Linked DNA regions of Homo sapiens: region 2 is linked to region 1. The links are chromatin loops, found by intact Hi-C in ENCODE. Cell type or tissue: HepG2. All regions are shown on one strand.

Region 1 (8,000 bases):
TACTTGAGCTCTAGACTGCCTTTAGTGCCTATGAGAAAACTCTCTTAATTTTCCTGCACAGATGACTTATTCCACATAATGAATAGTAAAGAAGGAATATTTAAATGGTCACATATTTGATAGAACAAGTAGACCTATATGCAGAAGTGATATATTAGAAGAGAGTTGAGATTTAATAATTATCTGTTGCCAAAATAGAAGTTATTGTTTCCTGAGTGGGTACTTTGATTTTGGAACTTTTCTTTTAATCATTATGGAAATAAATACATTTTAGATTTAGCTCTAGTCACACTTTTGGTTCTGGAGAAGTACAGAGGACTTTGTGAGTGACTAGGAGAGAATAGGAAAATACTATATTGTAATAAAAAATAATTTTGTTTTACTTGAATTCATGTGGGGACACTGCTGTTTCAATAACATGCTTGATTATAGGCCATCTGAGTACTTAACTATTACTTAGATTTCATTGAGGGCCTATTCTGAAGTATTTAATATAGATGGAGGCTGAACAAGGAGATGTGCTCTCAAACACTTGAGTACTATGTAAATATATTTCCATCTGAGAATATATTGACTTTTACCTACAGCCCGAAAGGTACGAGGTGATGATACATCTTGTTATTGTCCAGAGAAGTGAATGAATAGTCCTGGAACCACCTGCAGGTCTTGGGACTGTCTCAGTTACAGGGGCTGTACTTTGTTTAGTTAGCTAGCCTTGAAGGGATTGAGGCATTAGTAATTTGTGCTGAAGGCCACTTAATAAAGAGAAGGTTATAGTTTTATGGGTAGTTTGTAAGAAAAATAAAGCCACTGAGCTTGGAGATACCACAGTAGAAAAGGGTTCTATAGGAACCAAAGATTGTGAAGCAAGCAAGTAGGTAGGTAGGTTTTTCATGAATGGTTCATTCATTCTTATATGTTCATGAGTATGTGTGCATGATTCACTTCTCTCTTCATTCCTATATATATCTGTTCACTCAGTGAGCTCCCTTCCTTTCATTTCAGCTATTTAATTTGAGCTGGGCTTTGATTTGGGAAAGTACTGGCTGTAGAGGAACAACACAGTCGTTTAGTGTGTCATGGAAATAGGATGTGGACCTCAGAAAGAAGAGAGTCTTGATTTTGTCATCACATATCTTGGGAGTCAGTTTTCTGGAAAAACAACAAATGACTGGTGAAAGCTCATTTGAGAAGGATATTACTCAATTTGATTATTGTTAGAGAAGAGTGAAAATTTAGTATGCCCTTCTGAATATTTTTAGAGAGGAGGCCAGTTTGTGAAACAAGTCAGCCTGTCAGATACAGTCTGGCCATATCAAAGACTTTTCAAAGTCTATGAAAATGTGGAGACTCTTGAGTTAGAGAACTTGGATCTCAGAAGCATGGAGAGCCAAACATTATGGTAACAACTTACTGTTTCTCTCATATTCTAACTACACATTTAAATGAAACCAATCCTGAATGAAACAATGAGTTTTAAAATGGTTAGTTTGGGAAACTTCAAGTCTTAATCCTTTTCATTGTATGAAATAATATATCTTCTTAGGTTGGAATTGCGCACTTCATGATGTACTTTAAGTAACAAAAGTGGAGCACTTTAATTTTTTTCTAAAGAGAAAGTGTAAAATACATTATCCTGCAAAACTTCCTTTTATCCTCACAGTTATTTCTTCTCTTTCATGGTGTAAAAGAGGTGCATTTGAAAATAGCACCAGGAACCTGAAGAACTCCTTTTTTTTTGTTCTGGTTTATATTTTCAATTGTGTATTTATTCATAAGTTAATTTATCTTACCGTTCTCATACTGATCTTTATATCCTCAGTCTATACTAAATTTATGGTAATACTGATTTTATTTAGCCTGTAATCAGGATTATAAAATAAAACATTTTTAAGTCTTCCCTCTTTGTCCTTTCCAAGTGCCATCATCAGCAACTAGGTATAGACCAGAGAGCATGAATTTTGAATAAAATCTTCACTGAGCTTAGGCAGTATTTGGGGAGTCACATGCAGCTTGGGGAGTGCTAATTGTATACCATTGGCAGATGATTTGAAGGAACAAGTATAAGTATGTTCAAATCAAAAACACAAGAATTGCTGCAGAGATTTAATGGATAAAAGAACAATTGATATGAAGGAGAAAAGACACCCCAAAAAAAGTTGGTGTAAGATCATTCAGGAAACAGATATCCACTACAGTATTTCCTAGGATTGGATACAGTGGAATCACATTTACAGTCAAGAATCATTTGATACAGTTTGGGAAGCCAAGTAAATAAAGCAGTTGGATGTGATTAGATTTTTTGCAGGCCCCTCTCAGCACTCACACTCAGGGGCACTGGCCACTGGGAAGTAAAGAAGTGGTTGCAGTTAGGAATAAGGAGTTTGAAAATGAGAAGAGTTTGCGATTGCTTTTCAGCAAGATTGAAAGACTAGCTATGCTAGTCCTGAACTGAGTGGAGATTTCAGTTCTCTGAGCCTATTTCTTGAAAAAATCGGGATAGAAATATATATATGTGAAGCAAATAGCAAACTCTAATATACTATGCAAATTTAAGATATCATGTGATAAAGTTGTATTATTCAGATGTTTAGGAAATAAGACAACAGAATATTATTGAAGGGCTTTGCATCACTGTAAGTGGGGAAATCTAAGTTACCTTTAATATTGCCTTAAATAGTACATGACTGGATAGGACAACTAATATATATTAAATGGTAAAGTCTTTGATGTGCCTTTACCATATAAAAAAATTTCAGTAACCTTCTAAACATGAAACTTGTTTATCAAGAAGCAGTAGAACCGAGGATGAACTTCATGAAAACATCGAGATGATTTCTGTGCCAATTCTTAAGATTAATTTCTTGTCAATTCATAGGTTACAATGCAATGCACATTTTAAGTATCAGGATACTCATAAAACCCTAAACATATGTTTAAAAATAGAGTTTATATTTTTAGGGTAGTTTTAGCTTCTCAGCAAAATCCAGCGGAAGGTACAGAGATTTCCCATGTACTTCCTGTCCCCACATACACACAGCCTCCTCCACTATCGAAGTCTTGCGCTAGAGTGGTACATTTGTTATAATCCAAGAACCTACATCGACACATCATGGTCACCCCAGGTCCATAGTTTACATTGTTTTAATTCATGTCCTGATGTGAAACATTGCTTAGTTCAAATGTTAGAGATGTTGACACAGTAAAACATCTGTAATGTTTGTTCACCATGAGAACAGAATCTACAATTTGTTTTGTAGTTGACGATCTGTCTCAAACTGCACAAGCTGAAATTAAACTATTTCAATTTTTTATTTCAAAATGATCATAAAATACCTTATGGCCTTATTTTTAATCGTTATTAACCGTAAGCCACAGCTTCTCTACAATTACACATTGTTATAATCTGGTTTATGGCTTGAAACTAAATGGAAGGCTGGAAATTTAGAAGGAGACTTTAAAAATCTTTAAGAAACATGAACAGGTAATTTCCATTTTAAAACACTCTGGCTAAAGGTTTTGTTGGCTATTAAAGTGGATAAGTATAAGATTGAAAGATTCTTAAGAGATTCTGATTGTTAAAAGTATTAGTTGAGATAGGATAACTTAAGGTCCTAATAAATAAAAGGAGTGCAGTGGGTGTTTTCATAATGAAAACATATAGAATATGCTTTTAGAAACGTCTCAGGGGGCCTTCTTGCCTACTTTCACCTTACTGGAGCTCTGCAGTGAAGAAATGTTCCTTTTCCTGTTTTATGTCTGACAGTTATTTACGGAATTCACAATTGGAAAGGAGATAGAAAACGAGGGGAAAACAACTGCAACAACACTTACGTGATTTTTCACTTTTGATGACTTGGAAATAATCCTAGTGGAAAAAAGAGTCATCTTTAGGGAAACTGCGTTCAAAATTACGCTGAGGAAAGTGCGCCCGGCCAGTGCGTCCTCCAAACACCTGGAAACGCACGCCTTTTCCTCCCCGTGGGAAATCCAGGCGGTGGAGGAGGGCAGCCTGCAGTCTGCGGCTGGGAGCGCTGGGCTTGCGAGCTCGGTTTCCTCCGGGAGGAAGAGCAGCTCTTCCCCGCGGAGCCCCAGGGCTGGCCTCCGGTAGCAGCGCTGGGCCGGCCGGGGACGGAGGCGCCGGGAGCGCCAGCGGGAGAGGGGAGCCCTGGCCGCCCGCCCCGCGCCGCCGCGCCGCCGCGCGCTGCCTGCCCTGGACGCGGCTTGAACTTTGGCCCCCCGTCCGCTGACACCCGAGGGAGCATGAATGCAATGACGTCTCCGCAGGGCTCAGCTGCACAACAGGAAATGCTCTCGGCCTCCCCCCTTCCTGCCGGGAGAAAGTGGGGCTCGCCGCGCCCGGCGGCCGCCGCAGGGCCGGCCCAGACCTAGTTTCTCGGCCGCGGGCCCAGCGCCGGGAGCTGGTCCGGGAGGGAGAACGCGCGCCCCGGCCCGGGTTCACTGGCCCCAGCGTGTCGGGGGACTCCACGGTGCGGAAAAGCCCGGGGGTCAGGGGACAGTTGGGCTCGCGGGGACCACAGCACTGGCACCTCCCTGACTCAGAGGACGCCCAGTCAGGTGGGCCCGGAGCACCGGGGGCTCCCGAAGTGGGGCCTGATGGTGCCCAGGAGCGCTGACCTCAGGAGGCCTGAGTCCGTTTGTCATTGCCCGGATAGAATATACGCTCTTTCTTTTCACAAAGCCCTCACAGGAAACCTTGTTTAACTCTCCCTCTAACTGCCACCTTTTTACTTTGTTGTGGAAACAAAGATATGAATGTTTAGTGCAAAGCACAAACATCATGCCGTTAATACACTTCCAGACAGAATCATTACAAGAAAATGATCTCAGTGTTCATGATTTTAGCTGTTGTTATTTAGGGAATATGATTAATTTGGTTTAAAAGAATACTAATGATCTTGTGAATTTGAAGACAGTGTCAAAGCCCTGGATTTATTATACTGAAATTATTAGATGGACTTTTACTGTTTTTATAATAATATTATTTTGCTAGAGGTAGACGTAAAAAGTTGAACACAAGCAAGTTAACCCAAGCTGTTAAATTTAAAAAAAGTTTAAATTTGCATGAATCATCTTTAGAACTATATTTAAGAATCGATGTTTAGTACTAATAATCTATAATTTAGTAACTTGAATCTTACGTGTCTTCCATACTTGCAGGTATGATAAAGAAGAGTCGTATCAGCTGAGCAGTCGTGATTGTGATTACGTCCCTGGTTGACTCATGAATAGGCTTTGTAATGGTAGATTGTTCTTTTGGACACACAGCCAAAATGCTAAAGTTCACTGGGAGGTCTGCTAAGGTTTCTTACATCAAAGAGTTGACAGAGAAAGGACTTACTAAATGAAAATATTATTTAGTAGTTTCTAGTAAACCTCAAAAATCATTCCAAATTGGAACATACACTATGTTTACATGTTTAAGTTAAACTGAGTCATGAAGCTAACCGCTGACTTATGTATGCTTTCAGTAGTGTTGCCTAAATGTTCTCATTTAAAAGAAGTCCCCATAGGATTATGAGATGTGCATATAGTACGATGTCATTTTTCTTGGGAAACTTTCAGCTTACTTATGCAATAAGGAAATTTAAGGTTATTTGAGTACATCTGGAATAATAGCTTTAGATTTTTGAAATTTGTCTTTTTGGGGTAGCTTTTCCCTTTTTCCTTGACAAAATATAACACAACGATCCTATTTCCTATCTGAGCTTAGTTCAAGTTGTTATGGTGGCAAAGTTATGGGTTATGAAATGCACAAAAATGTTGGTACAGATATACTTAGTGGCCCACTTAAGAAAATAAAATTGGAGATTAAGAATAGAGGGAAGGTTGTGGCTCCTTGGTATTATGTTAGGAGAGCAGAATCCATTATAGTACACTCTTACAGTTAAACAATTTGGGGACAAACAAGGTTATGTGAGTGACAAAGTTTCATAAAACTAGAAAGCACTATGTTAATGCAAGATTACTTTCTAAAAATATTGATTCTCATTCCCTTTTTTCCTTCACAATAAAATTGTATGGAACGTTTGTGTGGTAGAACAAGGAGAACTTCTAAAGTGCATGTTAGTTTCATCCTTTGAGGCCACATATTGGGTCTCCTGCATTCTATCTGTTTACTCTCTATAAGATTTAAAACAGAGAGAGTAAATAGACAGAAGGCAGAGGACCCAACTATGTGGCCTCAAAAGATGTGGCCGCAAAGGTACTATGAAAGTATTTAGTAGTAGTATTATAGGGACCAGTTACTCCAGATTTGTATGAACAATAATCCCCAGTTTTGATGCAGCATCATGTTGGAGGTGCTAAGTAGGATCCTTAGACTTATTAGTTGAATCTCATAATCACCAGGAGATTAACATACTATTTTATGAAAAATGGAGTGTGAAAAGTCCTTATGGACTGCATAGATTCTGAATTTTTATAACATTAATCCAAACCCAGTACCTTGTCTGTAATTATAGTCTAAGCATATGTGATTTGATTAACACATGAATTACAAATATATCTACTTTTGGGCATATATTCCACCTTTTGTACTGCAGAAAAATTTTGTGCCTTTGCAGTGACCAAAACTATAGTTCTGTTTAGGGTCAGTAGGAGAAGATGTTTTTCCTCTTAACTGAGAAGTTTATGTTTCTTGGAGGAAAATCCTAGAATAAATGCAATCTTCCATTGTATCTTGGAATTACAATTTGAAATATCTTAAACAGTATTTTTTGAAAGAATTGGTTGTCTACTGTATGCCTTTTCCAATGAACTACATAAATAAAGGCAGAGTTTGTCTTTTCCTCTCTGAATGCCTAATGCCTAGAACGGTGCCTGACCCGGAGTAGTTGCTCAGAGCACGGGTGCTGAATGAGGAAATAAAGATGATACTGCTATCTCTCATATTTCAGATGCTATTTTGTAGTCTTCGGTCATAATTTTAGAATTCTCTTTTTGGTAAGAGGTTTAAAAAAGTGAGATATTATTTGATTTTTAATGAAATGTAAACATATAGCAGATGCACAATAAACATTTATTAAATTAAAAAACCACTGAAAGAAACATGATACTGCAATCCTGGTGCTTTATTTACTATTCTAATCATCTGCAGTCCTCCTTTTGCATCTAATGAGAGTCATTTTTTAAAAAGCTCATTGACCTATTGATTTATAAAAGAAGACATTTAGCAAAGCTGAAGAGAGGCCCACTTGAATTTGAATCATTTTAACTAGCACTTAACCCTCGGCCTTTACCTAGCGGTTTGAGATCCAAAGATTCTTTGAGTTCTTAAACCTATTTCATATTTGATTATTTATTGCCTAACAGGATCTTTGATGCTACATTTGAGCCTTTCTGGACATCGGGATTATGGATTAAAAGCCGTTGCTGTACCTCCTGCCTGGTACTGTGCCTGACATAGAATCTAGGGGCTCCACAGGGCTGGCTTTGTGGGCATGTGACCTGTGCATTTGTACAGGGCTCCAAGCTCAGAAGGGCCCTGAGTTTGGTTAAATGATCTGCTGTCACTGTCTTGAAATTAATTTTTGAGCAAGGGGTCTTCATTTCTCTGCCTTGCTAAGGTACAACTGAATAAAAAACAGATGGTGTGTTTGGGATCCATCCAATATATCAGCTGAATTGGAATATTATTTGGAATCAAATATGAATGGTTTTGAAAAAGAAAATCTTCTCCAAAGTGTTCAATATATCCTCTTGGTTGGAACATAGGAGACTGTAGCTAACATCATGGGAAATGTAATAGGTAGCATTAACTATCTTATTTTTAAATGTCATCTGTTATATTTTGGTTCATGCTTATCTTATTGTTCACTATTAAATATTTAACTATGATTTTTTTTTTTTTGAGACGGAGTCTTGCTCTGTTGCCCAGGCTGGAGTACAGTGGCACGATCTCAGCTCACTGCAACCTCCGCCTCCCGGATTCAAGCAATTCCCTACCTCAGCCTCCCGAGTAGCTGGGATTACAGGCT
Region 2 (8,000 bases), 180 kb after region 1:
TTTGATTATGTAGGGTGATTTGTGTGTCATATTCCTCATTGATGTGTGCGTGCGTGTGTGTGTGTGTGTGTGTGTGTGTGTGTGTGTGTTGGTGATCCCAGGCCAAATCAAATTACTCTGTTTCCTCCTCTACCTAATTCATCACTCATTTATTCAGTCATTCATTCATTCATAAAAGTTATTGAGTGCCAACTATGAACTGGGTACGATAGTGGGCATTTATTTTTATTTTTATTTATTTATTTATTTATTTATTTATTTATTTATTTGAGAGTCTTACTGCAGGCCAGGCTGGAGTGCAGTGGTGCTATCTCAGCTCACTGCAACCTCCGCCTCCCAGGTTCAAGTGATTCTCCCATCTCAGCATCCTGAGTAGCTGGGTCTACACGTGCATGCCACCATGGCTAATTTTTGCATTTTTAGTAGAGACAGGGTTTCACCATGTTGGCCAGGCTTGTCTCAAACACCTGGCCTCAAGTGATCTGCCTGCCTCAGTCTCCCAAAGTGCTGGGGTTACAGGTGTGAACCTAATGCTCCCAGCCTGGTGGTGGGCATTTAGAATTAATAAAGAGTATCCGTGCCACCAAGGAGCTCAAGTAAATAGGAAAGACATATATGTAAGTAAATGTGGATAATATGATGTTTGAGCTAAAATAGTTGCACATTTGGTTTTATAACCATAAAGGGAGAGAGAAATCATCCTGGAGAGAGCAATCATCCTGCTGAGAATGAAGAAAAGCTTCATCACAGAGGTAGCCTTAGAACAGATCCTTGAAACAATAAATTGACTAATTCATTCAACGTAGCTTTTCATCACCTACATTGGAGTACTCTTGTGTGTGCTAGGTGTCCAATATGGCACAAAACAGATAAAGTCCTTGCCTTAATGGAGTTTATATTCTAGAGGAGAGGGCAATATAAAAAATTAGTGGGAAAACGCATATTAGATCTGATCTGAGATGTGTAAAGCAATTAATGTGTAAAAAGCAAGATGTAGCTGGCACCCTAGGTATGTGGCAAGGTAGTACATGGTTAAGCTAGAAACACATATCAAAGTCCAATTTCCTAATCCAGCCTACAGGTCTGGCCCTGTAAGCAATGGAGAACCAAGGAAGGATTGAAGCAATAAAGTGGCCTTGCTAATTGTTGTCGTTATCATTATTTTGGGAAAAATAAAATACTGTGGCACCAGCGAAGATAAGGGAAATAAAAGCAGCAACAATCCAAACAAATGATGGAGACCTGGAGAAAGAAGGGACAGTTTTGCTTAATGAAGAGGAATGGCTGATAGCTAGACTGATTTGGTGCTGGGATGAAAGAGATGGAGAAGTTAAAGATGATGAGTTTTTAACCTGGACAATAGAATGAGGGTGGCATTATTCAGCCACAAAAGAGAGTGGATTTGTACAGAATGCTGGTAAAGAGATGAGCTTTCCTTAGCAGTTCTGAAGGAGTTCAACCTCAAACAAGAGAGGCCAGAGCTGGAGACTGGTTTGTCAGTTCTTGTTTTTCATCATAGCTGAGAGCACTGAATTGGATGAAATTCCTCAGGGTATATAAAGGGGTAGAAGAGGAAGTTTGAGGGTTTCCAAAGGTAGACAAAGAACATAGGGGCGAGCAAAGGTATACTTCACAGGACAGCACATCTCATCTGCTGAGCCTTAATGATACAAAATTGTTTAATATTTTTGAGAACTTGATTTTCAATATATTCCCCAAGATAATTTCTAGAAAACAAAACTTTTAGAACATCATTTTCTGAGAAAAAATCAACTGCATTTGTGGAATTATTTACTATTAGTTACTATTTCCTTAGTAGCATAATAGTAGCTTCATTATTAAATAATAAATTAGAGGTTATTAAATTAACCTGTCATTTACAAATATCTTTTCCAAAACCTGTAGTCTAGAGAAGTTAGGTGAAGTTTTCAAGGAGAAATAGGTGGTTCATTACAGAATCAAGGCTAAAAATGAGCTCCCACCTCTTTGTCCAGGTTTGCTTAAAGAACAGTTTCTCATTATTTATGCTCTTCTCACTTAGATCAAGATTACAATCACAATAATGTACTGTGAAAGTTGTTGGGTTGAATGGGCTCAGAATCATACAAAAACAACAAAGCTTATTTCTGCCCTGGAAATGGTCTTTATTAGTTTAAAATATATTACTAAATATGGTGGCATCGACTTTGCCACAGTACAGTTTTTTTTCCCAGGGGCAATTTGACATTATACAGAGCATCAGCTCCCATTAATTTCCGAGTGTAGAGAAACATATGCTTACCCAGACTTTATATGCAACAATAAACCAGCTTGGCTATGCAGTAGTACTGAAGAACAGGGAAAGTGGTGGAAATTATTCTACTTGGCACCGAACAGTACCTAAAGAGTAACAAGAAGAAGACACAAACTCTATTTTCTAGAATTCTCTAGATGGATCATTTTATGCATACATATCCATTGCTTATCAACAACTAAGGCCACCTTCAGAAATATACATTTGACAGGATGTATTGACTTGTGCCTGTAATTCCAGCTACTTGGGAGGCTGATCTAGGAGGATTGCTTGAAGCCAGGATTTCAAGACTAGAAATACATGTTGGTTATCAAAATGAATCATATCAACAGATTTTCTCTCCATTCACTAAGTGCCTATAAATGTATTTCAGATTCTGCAGTAGATCCCTGCCATGGATTTTTATTTTTTTGAGACAGCATCTTGCTCTGTTTCCTGGGCTGGAGTGCAGTGGCACCATCTGCAACCTCTGCCTCCCTGACTCAAAGAGACACTCCCACCTCAGCCTCCATAATAGCTGGGACCACAGGTGCCCGCCACCACGCCCAGCTAATTTTTTGTATTTCTTTTGTAGAGATGGGGATCTCACCATGTTGGCCAGGCTGGTCTAGAACTCCTGGGCTCAAGTGATCTGCCTGCCTTGGCCTCCCAAAGTGCTGGGATTACAGGCGTGAGCACCCCGCCCAGCCCCTGGCATGTTTTATTCTTCAAGTAGATTCCAAGTGTTGTTACATTGTTGAAATACAAGCAGAATCCATATAGTTCGATGTGAATAAAATCTTATTTTGGCAAAATTAAAATAAAATGATTAATGATCATACATTTCCTTAATTTATTAAAAATCATATTAATAAAATATTTTTAAATGAAAACCTTTCTATTAAAAAATGCCACTGGGCACGGTGGCTATTATTTCCTACAGGTTATTGTTGCAGCATGTAGGAAAAACTACATACACACACATTGTACATGGTCCAGGGATCCAGGCCATTTATGGGGACAGCATCCCCATACAAAATCTCTTGTAGCTAATAATGATAAGTATTCTCTACAAGCCCTGTTTTAAGTGCTTTCATTTATTCCCTCATTTAATAGTCACAAAACTGAGTGAAATAATTTGCTTAAGTTTTCCCAGCTAGTAAATAGAAGAGGCAGTTAGGCTCTAAAGCGGTGCCATCCAGTAGAACTTTCTGTAATGGGAAAAATGTCCCATATCTACACCTTCCAATACAAAAGCCTATAGCTATACATGACTGGAGCACTGGGAATGCGGACAGTGCAAGTGAGAAACTGGACTTTTAATTTTATTTAATTATATTTAAATTAAACTTCACATGTGTCTAGTGCTTCCTGAATTGACTGGCCACCTCTGCAGGCTGGACCCTTCCCCTGTGCACAGGCTGCACCACCCACCTCTATAAGCACTCATCATTTGACAGCTATTGAGGTTCTATCACATGCTAGCTCTTTTCTTGGTGCTGGAGCTATACCAATGAACAACAACCACCAAACCACACCAAACCCAAAAATCTGCTATCAAAGAACTTAGGTTCAGTGCTTATCACTAAATATCTAGTTAAGGATTTTGGTGATACAATCCTATTGACTGCTTCTGTTTCCATTGAGTTTTGGACCCTGGAACTCACTCAAGCAATAACAGCCAAAGCACGCTTTTTTGAAGAAGTAAACAAGCATCCTCCTCCTCCTGCCAGAAATCTGTTAAAAGCAAGGATGGAGAATATATCCCATTCTCAGGACTCATGTGGGGTCTCTCACTTCTGCCTTGGTATAAATGCATATGCCCCCTTGTGGCCTAAGGAAAGAGAGATGCAGCTGGGCTCCCCAAGGGCCCTGACTCCCCTACTGCTTCTGCATAGGACATGGAGTCTATGAAGAGAGCGCCCTGGCTCCTGGAAGCCTTGCCTTGCTTTTCTACTGACCACATGTTATTAAGTAAATGGAAGGCAGAAGGAAGGAGTCTGACATTTCTTCTCCCACAGTGAAGGGTGGAGGAAGGAAAGAAACAGAGGGGTTTCCTTTCTCTAGCCCAGCGGCCATCCTGACTGTGAAGCAAGGGGTCTGAGGAGAAAACTGCTCCTTGCTGCCGCGTATCCATCTAAGTAGCCAGACTCATGGAAAACCACACTGCAAATGTTGCCCTCTTTGGAGAAAACCCACTGTCACCAAGGATCTACTGTTTTCCCCAAAACATAGTCTATGACTCTCTGTTATCCCCTTGGAATCAGTGAGATCATAATTCACGTGATATTCAACTGAAACAAACTAGACAAAGAGATTAAATAAAGCAACTTCATCTTAGCTCAAAAATTAGAACAAGCAGCCTTTCCCAGAGAGAATTAAGCCCATCAGAAAATGATTTGAGTGACTATTTTTCTCAAATCTTCTAAGGAGATTACGTAACTAGCACCATCCTTGTGTGTAGGAAAAAAGTTAATTTGTTACACACAATGGGTGTCTTAGGGCATTAGGACTTAATATTCATATGGAAGCCTGTTTGACAAGGGATGGACTGTGGTATATTTCCCAACTCGTATCATGCCTAGTCACATTGTCAAATCTAGTTTAACAGAAATAATACATTGAGTACCACAGGACAGCATCAAATCCCCCCAAATTGTATCATGCCAGCAATATTAAAATGCCCCAAATGTGAACACTGCCTCATTAATATTTTCCAGAATAAACTTAAATTGCAAAAAGATAACCTCCTTTTATATTAAATACTAAATAAATTTAAGTCCCCAGTTTTGCTTCCTTTAATTCCTTACCCCAAGAATAACATAACTTACGTTCCCAGGGAAGGTTACAATTCAAATGTGTTAGGCATTTCAGCCAGGACCTTGGTGTACCTACCACTCGGCAATATGGGATTTCTTTCAGGGAAAGTGGTCCACACAAGGAACATAGCCAGATGGGAAAAAATGTTATATTCCCTATTTATCATCCCTCCTCCCTCTGCCAATCACATGCAGCAAATGCTTCAGGTTAATGATGCATTCAAGAATGTGTCTTGATCTCCATTCTGAAGTAAAGCCACCTTCTTTCTATGTAAATCTAAATCTTAGGGTATGTATAACTAGACATTCCTATGTCAAAAGAGATATGTCCAGATTTACTGCATTCTGTTTAGATAAATAAATATGTGTCATTTTATGTATATATACATTATTTCATTTACTCCTTTTAGCTCCTGTAATATGGGCATTATAACTTCCATTTCGCAAATCACCAAATATTTGTAGAGAAAGAAACATAAATTTTATAACTTGCCCAAGATTACATAACTGAGTTTCAAACTCAGGTCTGTCTGACTCCAGAATCATCCATTCCATTATTTCATTGATTGTCATTCAGCCATAGCTGCAAGCTTTCAAAGGAAATTCATCATTTGTTCTTTCATTCATTCAAACATGTTGATTGACTGACTGCTCCTGCTGCACTGTTTAGTAAGCAAGACCGCATGTGAGCAAGAGATTTCAATGACAGCATGGAAAGGAATTTGAGAGAGGGATTGCTGCAATGCAAACCCAGATTTGAGGTAAGTGAATCTGAACTATAAGGAGGGAACCCTAATCTGAACAAAAAGTAAGGGTGTTCTGGAACGTAAGGTGATTATCAGGTTAGTGCAGAACATTAAAAGTGTTACAGGTAGGGGAGGCCCTCTGGAAAAATCCCACAGCAAGAGAGAGCAGGACATGTTGGAGAGAACAAAACAAATTCTACAGAGGGAGTAAAGATTCTGAGGTGCAGGGCCAGGAAAGGGATAGCAAGAGGTGGAGCCGACGGGATAAACAATGATGAGATACTGCAGGGTCTTGGAAATCATTTTTAGAGGTTTAGACATTAGGGCAACAGTTATTTGGGAATTAGAGCGTGCTAGGTAGGAAACTGATGGGACAGGGTTTGCGGTTTACCCGCTAAAAGGGCTTTAAGGTACACTGTCCAAGAGTCATAGCAACATGGGGCTACAGAGCACTTGGAACGTGGTTACTCCAAATTGATATGCACTGCAAATGTGAAATATATGCCAATTTTGAAGATATAGCACAAGGACGGTTTCAAATATGTTATTCATAATTGTTCATAGTGAGAACATGTTTAAATGATACTACACTACAAATATTAGGTTAATTAAAATGATGTTAAAATTAATTTCCTATGCTTCTTTTTTTAGGTTGGTACCAGAAATTTCACAATTGCATACGTGGCTCACATTGCATTTCTATTGGATGGTGCTGGTGAAAGAGAGAATAGATGAGGGGTTGGGAGGGGCCACTGAGTTCAGCTAGGCGGCTATTTCCATGATGGTGGCCTGCAATAATGCGGCAGTGGTGAAGATGAAAGAAAGCAGACAGACTTGAACTGCAAGAAGGTGGTGCACCATATGAGATGGTGGTTTATTAGATACAAGGTTCTCAGAAGAAGGGGGCGTCATGGTTAACGTCCCATTCCTAGCTAGCCACAAACAGATTAAAGATGATGCCTTTTCACAACATGGTTAAAGGGCAGGGGGCAGGGAGGTTTGGGAGAGCCCTGACGGATTTGGTAGCTCTTCCTTACTTCCTGACTTTGGGGGTCCTGTGGACATCTGAAAGGAGAGGTCCAGGGAGCAATTGGAACTGTGGTTCTTCTGATACTATCTTAATAATAATAAATCTATCTGTAATTTATTTAAAGTGGATCATATGCCAGACAGATATAATCTCATTTAATCCTTCCATGAATTTGTTGATAAGAATATGGCTACATTCCCTTCCTTTTTTATTGCTCTATATCAATGGTTCACAATTTTATCAACTATCATATTTTATAGTGCCTCTTTTGTATAGTTTACTCATCCTATTATATGGAAAATATCCATATAATTTTGAAATTATTATATGGATAATTGAAATTATCCATATAATGTATAATATCCATATAATATTTTCAAAATTATATGGATAATTTCAAAAATTTCAGTATAATACCCTAACTATATATAAAGGAGAAATGACAGAAACTTAATTTACAATAAAATTTTATTCATCTATTAAATAGGTAAATGTACTGTGTTATAGTTAAAGATTACAGTAGAAAGTATAATGAAGAAGTTAGGAGCTTGCACCTCCATGCAGATCACCGTGATTATGACAGCTACATATTCACCTGCCGGTGTATTATACTGGGAACTCAGATGCCACAAGTGGCATTGTCATTAGAACATGATTTTCTGAAATGAGAAAGAAAATCTCGGAAAGTTCCAAAAATAACAAAATGTGAATTTTCTCAATTGACATGTGGTTGCCCTCCCAGAAATATGTAACAAACCTGCACATTGTGCACATGTGCCCTAAAACTTAAAGTATAATAATAATAAAATTTTAAAAAAAGAAAAAAAAAAAATTATAAAAATTTTTTAAAAAATTCAGTCTCCAGTCCATTCTGCTGTAATGTTTGTTTTAAAATTTTTCCAACACAGTTGACATACTAGGGAACAATTTGAACATAACACATTTGCTTATGCTTGACTTTTTAATTGAGAAATACTAGGTGAATGCAGAAGACAGCACTTAGCTGAAGGAGCCATGTAGGAATATACAAACATAAACACTAACACAATTCCAATGTCTACCAGCTACCTCATTTCACCAAGAGTGTTATGACCCCACCCATATACATAGTGTACAGCATAGTGAAGTTGGAC

The links. Peaks named below come from ENCODE experiments on the same cell type or tissue, not always from the same donor. Only the 100,000 strongest peaks of a DNase experiment are listed, where the experiment ranks them.
Region 2: a loop joins it to region 1, with 5 times the contacts of the local background. A loop is called at or near these places in 2 of 110 quality-filtered maps.

What each region holds. Positions count from the first base shown.
Region 1 is chr6:142,923,204-142,931,203 of GRCh38, reverse strand. The region is part of intron 1 of HIVEP2 (HIVEP zinc finger 2); the gene reads left to right. Among named protein-coding and RNA genes, the nearest start is that of HIVEP2, 18 kb to the left of the region's middle. RefSeq lists silencers at 2,970-3,059, 3,961-4,530. In HepG2, no CTCF peak of the experiment used is centred here; DNase peaks (open chromatin) are centred at 3,123, 4,273, 4,633 and 5,273; H3K4me3 peaks cover 3,757 bases.
Region 2 is chr6:142,742,819-142,750,818 of GRCh38, reverse strand. No RefSeq gene overlaps it. Among named protein-coding and RNA genes, the nearest start is that of HIVEP2, 200 kb to the left of the region's middle. In HepG2, a CTCF peak has its summit at 4,104 (motif pointing left); a DNase peak (open chromatin) is centred at 4,088; H3K27me3 peaks cover 980 bases.